2 separate regions of the Homo sapiens genome follow, and region 2 is linked to region 1. A link is a contact called in ENCODE Hi-C or POLR2A ChIA-PET data. All regions are on one chromosome and are shown on one strand. The core of a region is the stretch at or near the end of the contact, and the rest is flanking DNA. Distances in the headings are between cores, read along the strand shown.

Region 1 (3,814 bases), core at 445-2,944:
ATCTCCTTCCAATAAAAGGCTGGTTCATATATATCAAAAGTCTGTAGTTTAGTTTAGCCACCTTAATCAATTACCTTAGTTAGCTCTTCTGAATAACTTGCTGCGGCATCTACATCAGCACTTGCTGCTTCCACCTTGCACTTTTAAGTAACGGAAATAGCTCCTTTCCTTAAACCTCACGAACCAGCCTCCGCTATCTTCCACCTTTTCTTCTGCAGCTTCCTCACCTGTCTCAGCCTTCATTTTATTGAAGAGTTAGGACTTTGCTCCAGATTAGGCTTTGGCTTCAGGGAATGCTGTGGCTGGTTTGATCTTCTATCCAGACCACTCAAACTTTCTCTATATCAGCAATGTCTGTTTCACTTTCTTATCATTTTTGTGTTTACTGGAGTAGCACTTTTAATTTCCTTCAAAAACTTTTCCTTTGCATGCACAACTTGGCTAACTTTGGTGCAAGAAGACTGGCTTTCATCCTGTCTTGGCTTTCAACATGCCTTTTTCACTGAGCTTAATCATTTTCAGCTTTTTATTTAAAGTAAGAGATGTGTGACTCTTCCTTTCACTTGAACCCCCACTGTAGGATTGTTAATTGGTCTAATTTCAATATTGTTGTATCACAGGAATAAGGAGGCAAGAAGAGAGGGAGAAAGGCAGGGAGACTGCTGGTCTGTGGAGCAGTTAAAACATCCACAACATTTATGAATTAAGTTTGCCATCTTATATGGGCATGGTTCATGGTGCCCCTAAACAATTATAATAGTAATATAAAGGATAACAGATCAGCATAACATATACAATAATTATGAAAAAGTTTGAAATATTGTGAAAATTACCAAATGTGGTGCAGAGACACATAGTAAGCCTGTGCTGTAGGAAAAATGGCGCAGATAGATTTGGTTCCATGCAGAGTTGCCACAAACCTTACATTTGTAAAAACAGTTACCTGGGAAGCGCAATAAAGGAAAGTGCGAGCCTGTAGCAGATGCACGTTCCATTTAGACATCCTTAGGACTCACACCAGCGAAGGGCCCCAGCTTTTCCATACCAGTAGCTGTAATTCTGAGACGAAAGTGCTTTTCCCCCACCTTTACACCTTGCTTTCTGGAAAGATAAGACCATAATGGATTTTGAACTTGCTTTTATCATTAAAGCCCAGTGTCTTACATTTCTCCGGAAAAGGAAGCAGTGTTTGCTATGGAACAAATAGTAGAATTTTAATACATAGTCCCCTGACCGTAGAAACTGAACCTCAGGTCCTATCCTGGCTCTAGGCCACCCGGTCATGGAAGAAGAAACTTTTCTTAGAATCTTTATCTCTTGAGACAAGCTTGGAAATTACAACATATATGTACCATGAACGCGAAGTACCTGAGCTCAAAGCAGTTGAGCAATCTTAAGTGGGGGTGCCCGAAAGTGGTGCGTTCTGACCCCAAACGTCACACTACCCGTCCCTGGAGGAGCGGGTTGCAGCCCAGCTGCGTCGCCCCGCGCAGAGCTCCAGGCAGAAGAAAACTACATTTCCCAGAGACCTCTGCGCGGTCGGGAGCACCGCGAGGAGGGGCGAGATGGGGGCGGGCCTCTGTGTGAAGGCCCTTCCCATTGGTGCGCATTCCAAAGGGCCATGTAAACTTCTTCGCGATTGCACGGATTCAGGGACGCTCAGTGGCGCCGCGCCGCTCCTTGGTTTGACTTTTGTTTTTCAGTTGCGTTCCCTGACTCGGAGTCTTAGTGTGTCGTGAGTATAGAGTTTCGGGTTTGGGGTGAAGGGGTTAGGTAAGAAGCCTTGGGAAGAAAATCTGGTTAGGGAGAAGTAACTGCGGAAGCAGTGCGGAGGAGAGGACGTGAGCCTGAATGTGGTGTCCGTGGAGGGGCTGGGGACCGGAGGAGGAAAGCTCCAATGTGCAAAGGGAGAGACCTCAGGAGTGCTGGAGCGTTGGGACCTGGAGCAGTGAGGCGGTCGAGAATGGGATGAAGTGGGAAAAGGAGTACGGGATTCGGGCGCCCTGGAGATGCGTTCCGGTGTACTCTAACCCCACGCTGGTCTAGCTCTCAGTTTCCTCATTTGTGAAATAAGGGATAGTGAAAATACTGAACGGTTGTTGGGATAATAAATTGTACAGATTTGTCACGTGGCTAAAAGAAAAAAATTCAAAGTGCTACACAAATGTTAATTGTTAGTAGACAAGCTATAAGAATATATCTAAGCAAGGGTATTGGAGATAGGTGCAGAGACCCTAGCTGAAACCCGTTAATTTACCTATAAACAAAGGCATTGTTCCTTTGGAAGAGGCAATGAAGAGTAAGACGCGATTTCTGTCTGTAGGGAGCGCACGCTAGCATGGGAGAAACGATAGCAATAAAGCACTCTAATATGTTGACTTGTAGATAATTTCAAAGGCAGTTCTTTTGCACTTAGATCATTTTTGCTAAATCATTTTGGATGGGGAGACTCAGGAAAGAGAAAAAGGAGGTGGTATTTAAGATGAGTTTTCATGTACAGACTAGATTTTGTTAAGTGAAATTATGAGGGTTGTGGAGGGAGTTGTGTTCCAGCTAGAGGGAAGCTCATGAACAAAGGTATGGAGGCAGGAAAGTTATCTGGAAACGGTACATTTAGGAGAGTAGAGAGAAATAAGGCAGGAAAGTTAGGTTTGGCCCTTATGTAGAAAGCCATGAATTCTAGGCTAACAAATTGGATTTAATGCTTTAGGCTATGAGGTGCTACTGATGTATTTTATTAAAGAAAATGGTCCAGGAGACGCAAGGAGTAGGTAGAACCGTTAAGGTGTTGTAATGGTGTGGGTAAGAAGTATTGAGACTCTGAATTAACATGGTCATTGTGGAGATAAAATATACAAGATATTCATATGGTTAGACAGGAGGTTCAGAAGAATGAGTGATCAAATGATGAATTTAAGTTGCCAACTCCCGGTTGCTTGGAAACGCTGAATTAGTAACTAAAATAGGAAAGTCAGAAGGGGCATGTTTGGATAAAAAGATGATGTGTTAGGTTTAGGAAATGTTAGCTTTGAGATGCTAAAAAAATACCTAACTTGAGTGATTTCTTTTTTAAGTTAAACGTTTCAAGTGCCAGTGGGACTATGGGTGAAAATGTCCACTACATTTTTGTTAATTCAAATCAAGAGGTTGAAAGAGATGTCGTTTATTTATTCAACATGTAATTGTTACTTACTGTATGCCATGTAGTGTTTTAGATGACAGAGTTAATAATAAAAACAGGAGGAATAATGATGTTCCCAAAGAAATGGTTAGAGGAAATGATAAAGAAACTTGAAGACAGAACCTCTGAGCCAAGGGAGTAAAATTGTCAATAATAATAATAGTCCACATTTACTGAGTGCTTATATATGTGTCAAACACTGTCCCTCGGCCTTATATCCGTACACCAACCTATGACATAGAAGTAACTGAAATTTAGAGAGGATAACTTGCCTGAGGTACACAGCTAATAAGAGGCAGGGCTTTGACTCAAACCCAAGTCTGATATCAGAGCCCACATTCTCAACTACAAAGCAATATTTATTTTTATTATTATTTTTTCCAGGTAAGGTCTCACTCTGTCACCTAGGCTGGAGAGCAGTGGGGCAATCTCAGCTCAGTGCAGCCTCTGCCTCCCAAGCTCAAGCAATCCTCTGCCTCAGCCTCCTGAATAGCTGGGACTACAGGCACGTGCCACCACTCCCAGCTAATTCTGTAATTTTTGTAGAGACAGGGTTTCACCATGTTGCCCAGGCTGGTCTCAAACTCCTGACCTCCAGCAGTCCATTCACCTTGGCCTCCCAAAGTGCTGGCA
Region 2 (3,917 bases), core at 466-2,965, 1.2 Mb after region 1:
ACCTGACCTTCTCACTGTCCGTCATCTGCCAGAGTCCCAGGTTGAGTACCTTGAGGCACGGCAGCTGCGTGATGCGCTCCAGGCCGCGCTTGGTGATTCGGGTGCAGCCGTACAGGTCTATGCCGGTGAGTTGGCTCAGGTGCTCAGCGATCAGCTCCAGGCCCTTGTCCGTGATGCGCACACACTGTCCAATGTTGAGCGTGCGCAGCCCGTGCATCTGCCGCACCATGCGGTTGATGCCATCATCACTGATGTGGCAGGAGCAGAGGGAGAGAGACTTGAGGCCATCCAGCCCCTGGGCTATGTAAGCCAGACTCTGGTCTCCCACCTTGTCACAGAACGAAACATCCAGCCCCGAGAGGCGCAGGCTGCCCATGGCCAGATGCATGATGCCCGTGTCACTGATGTTGTCACAGGAGCGCAGGTTGAGGCTGCGCAGGCTGCCCATGTGCGACAGGTGCAGGAGGCCAGCGTCCGAGATTCCCCCACAGAAGCTGAGGTTGAGGAGCCTCAGGCCCGTCAGCCCTCGGGAGATGTGCTTTAGAGAAAGATCTGTGAGCTTCTGGCAGTCCTGTAGCGTGAGCTGCTCCAGGCCCAGGCAGCCCTCCGCCGCGCTGCGCGTCATGCCGGCCAGGTGCCCGATGCCCACATCCGAAAGGTGGCGGCAGCTGCGGAGGTTAAGGCTCTTGAGGCGCTGCAGACCCCAGGCGATGAGCAGAAGGCCAGTGTTGGTGATGTTGCTGCAACCTCCCAGCTCCAGCACCTCCAGGCCCTTGAGGTACTGGGCTATGCGGCCCAGGCTGCTGTCAGTGATCTGCTTGCAGAGGCTCAGGTTGAGAGCGCGCAGGGAGCCGATCTCCTGCACAAACGCGTGGCCCAGCCCGTTGTCGGTGAGGTTGTAGCAGCCGCTGAGGTTGAGGCTCTCGATGTTGGCCATGCCCTGGATCACGTAGCTGAGGCTGCGGCGGAGGCTCAGGATCTGCACCCGGCGGATGCCCCGGGCCTGCAGGCTGGGGAACAGCGACGGGTTGGCCCGGCGCAGGTGCAGCTTGGCCTCCACCCCCCGCCACACCGACTTGTGGTAGGCGGCGTCCCGCCAGGCGGTGCACACCTGCGCCGCGCGCCCCTTGTCCCGGACGTCCAGGTAGCCGAAGATCATGGCCAGCAGCTCCGGGAACAGGCATGAGATGTGGGTCTCCATCTTCCTCCTCCCCCCTCCGCGGCGCTGGGGGGAGGAGGCGCGGGCCCCGCCGCTCCGGCCTCGGGCAGGCGACGAGAGCGCTTCTCCCCAGCCGCCGCCGCCGCCGCCGCCGCCGCCTCGGGCCCAACGGCCGGCCCCTCCCCGCCTTCCGGCTCCGGCCGCCGCCGCCGCTCCTCCTCCTGGTCCGTCCGTCCTTCCTTCCTGCCGGCTGCGCCTCCGGCCCGGCCCTCCCCCGCCCCGGGCTCCGCACGGCGCTCACATCCCGGGCGGGGAAGGCGCCTCGCTCTCGCTCCCGGAGGCCGGCCGCCGCCGCCGCCTCGGCTCTACCCACGCCGCGCCCGGGCCGCGCCGCTCCGCCCGCGCCGCCGCGCCCACGCCCCCTGCCGCATCCTCCGCCTCCTGCCGCCGCCGCTGCTCCGCGGGCCGGCGGGCGGCGAGGGGGCCCCGGGGGCCGGGCGCACGGGCTCCGGGCGCGGAGGAGGCTTCCTGCTGCCTTTGTCTCTCGCCCGCTTTTCAAACCTCCCAGCCCCGGGCCGCCCGCACTCCGCCGCCCAGGCGGGGGGACCAGGAGGCCAATCCCGGCCGGCGGCGTGCGTTCCTTCTCCCCCGCCGTCCGCGGCCACTTGGGAGCTGCCGGCCCCCGCACCAAGGACGCCGCGGCCGTCCGGCCGGAGCGCGGCTCGGCGCAGACCCCGGGCGAGCAGGCGGGCCGTGCGTTTGGTAGCGCCCGGGCCGGCCCCGGCTCCGCCGCCCTGCAGCGCGTCCCCTCCGCCGCTCCCGCTCCCCCGCGCCCGCGCAATGGTACGGGCCTGCGCTGCCGGAACTGTGGAGCCGTTGCCCTGGAAACCGAGTTCGGCCTGGTCCCGTGGCCCCTGATTTTTAACCCTGTGGGCGCCACGGGGGAGCGGCAGCTGTCAGCAGAGCGCCTCCCCACCCGGCTTCTTTTCACCCGGTAGCCCGTTATTGAGCCGTTCCCTCTCTGGGCCACGCCCCAGCCCCGTTCCTTCTTTTTCTTTGCTGTTGAAGTCTGCGCAGCCCCTTCCCACAGTTTACCCCTGCAATTCGTTACCCTTATTTCACACCCCTCTCCCTTGATTATCCCTGCGAGAGCCGCCTCCTATAGCAGTGCTCAATAATCGTCACCCCAACTCTCCTTTTCTTACTGTCCCTAATGCCCCTTAACGCCTCATTATCACACCCCCTGCTCCCCCGGTTGGGGCTGTTTACTACGACGCCTTTCTCTCCAGTCTTGTGTCTTAAATTGGAGAGAAACTCGGCTGTACTCATCTTAAACAATGACCCCCTCCAGTCGGTGTTCTAGAAATTTCTAGAATTATCCATGACTACTTCCTTCTAGCATCTTCTGATGGTTTCCAGACACGCTGTGTGTGTTTCCCTCGGTACTTGATACATCAAAACTTCCCTCTACTTCTGAACGCTGCTGCGCCACCAATGCCCTCAGTCCGCTTTGCTTACAGGGGAACAGCCTTCCCCTAAGCCTTGTTTTAGGAGCTTTCTCCTTGTCATCAGCCTTAGACTATCAGTTGTATGGCTCAGTTGTACTGATAGTCAATATATTCGTATATGCTGAATCCAATTTACTTTTTGATTAAAATGGAATGACAGTTGAACTTGGTTTAAGACAATCCAGTCGTGTCTGTTGGTTTATCAACCGTTTTATGGAAGCAGGGCACAATTCCATTCTAGGATGTAGCCCCTGGGTCCTAAATGTCCGTACTAAGGATAGAATTTCAGAAGTTTCATTTTAACTACCCCCAAACCAAGAATTTTTGGATCAGAGAAAATGATCCTCTGTATTTTAATTTATGGATCCACACAACTAGATACAAGACCAGCGGATTTATCAGAAAGGGAAAATGGTTTCATTGATTCTTTGAGGACCTGAACAAGATTTGGAAGGGGTTCCATATTCAGTGTAGGAGAGTAACTTTTGCCCAAGCAACCACTATTAGACCAAATACATACAGATTCAGTAATAGGCATAATACACCTTTTACACCCCTACCACTCCTCTTTCCTAAATCAGGAAATGCAGAAGCAAAAATTCTCGCCAGCTTGTTACCTCACCCACATTACACGCAGTGTGGAGCCCATAGATTTTTATAACCTTCTTGAAAAAATAGACTGTACTGTTAGTCATCCAGTACATCCAGATGTACGGTGGCAGTAAGTGTCACGATTCTGGGGTATGCCTGGGCTTCACTCTTCTCCTGGAGGTTATCTAGGCTTTTATTCTTCTCAGTCACTTCTGCCTAAACGTTTACCTTAAATTCTGCGCAAAAGTCACTTTTTGATTGTTCTGTGCACCTAGATGTGTTTGGGTTGATGTCAAGGCCTTAATCCAAAGCACCTTAGTGTAACTTAATCCTGCTTAATAAAAAACAAAGTACCCCACACATTTGGGGGGAATTTTAGACAAGGGGCCTGACCAGCCTCGGACTAAGAAGGAGCCTAATGGTTTTCCTTCTCTAGAAAGGCCCTTGTTCTCAAATCTGAAGAGTCATTCAGAGGTATCTGGAAGCACTTTCTCTAGAAGTTGGCCATCTGGTCCTCGTTCTAACAACAGTTTTTCTTGAATTCTAGAATCTTATTAACACAAAGCCTTTTATTTAAGGCACTCAAGTATATATTATAAGGATTTTCAGCAATATGACTATTTTCACCTTCAATAAATAGGAAAATATAGCATCAAGAA

Evidence for each region. A loop is a pair of places that touch in the nucleus more often than their neighbours do. ChIA-PET counts read pairs that join two places held with the same protein, here RNA polymerase II (POLR2A). Pooled maps may share reads with other maps.
Region 2: a map of B cell shows a loop between it and region 1 (14-fold over the local background). The contact joins the promoter of FBXL14 here to the promoter of CCDC77 in region 1. A Hi-C loop is called at or near these places in 4 of 168 maps with a recorded cell type or tissue (B cell, CD4-positive, alpha-beta T cell, CD8-positive, alpha-beta T cell and 1 more) and 10 of 50 pooled maps. POLR2A ChIA-PET finds 5 or more read pairs at or near these places in 1 of 52 experiments (naive thymus-derived CD8-positive, alpha-beta T cell).

What each region holds. Positions count from the first base shown.
Region 1 is chr12:399,950-403,763 of GRCh38, forward strand. It overlaps CCDC77 (coiled-coil domain containing 77), which reads left to right and starts at 1,695. Exons shown (of 13, transcript NM_032358.4): 1 at 1,695-1,735. It overlaps LOC105369594 (a long non-coding RNA gene), which reads right to left and starts at 1,461. Exons shown (of 4, transcript XR_007063149.1): 1 at 1,369-1,461; 2 at 944-1,101. RefSeq lists enhancers at 1,219-1,538, 1,953-2,505.
Region 2 is chr12:1,592,866-1,596,782 of GRCh38, forward strand. FBXL14 (F-box and leucine rich repeat protein 14) reads right to left here and starts at 1,716. Exons shown (of 2, transcript NM_152441.3): 1 at 8-1,716. The coding sequence starts at 1,201. RefSeq lists enhancers at 1-273, 791-980, 2,351-2,420 and silencers at 191-240, 1,221-2,090.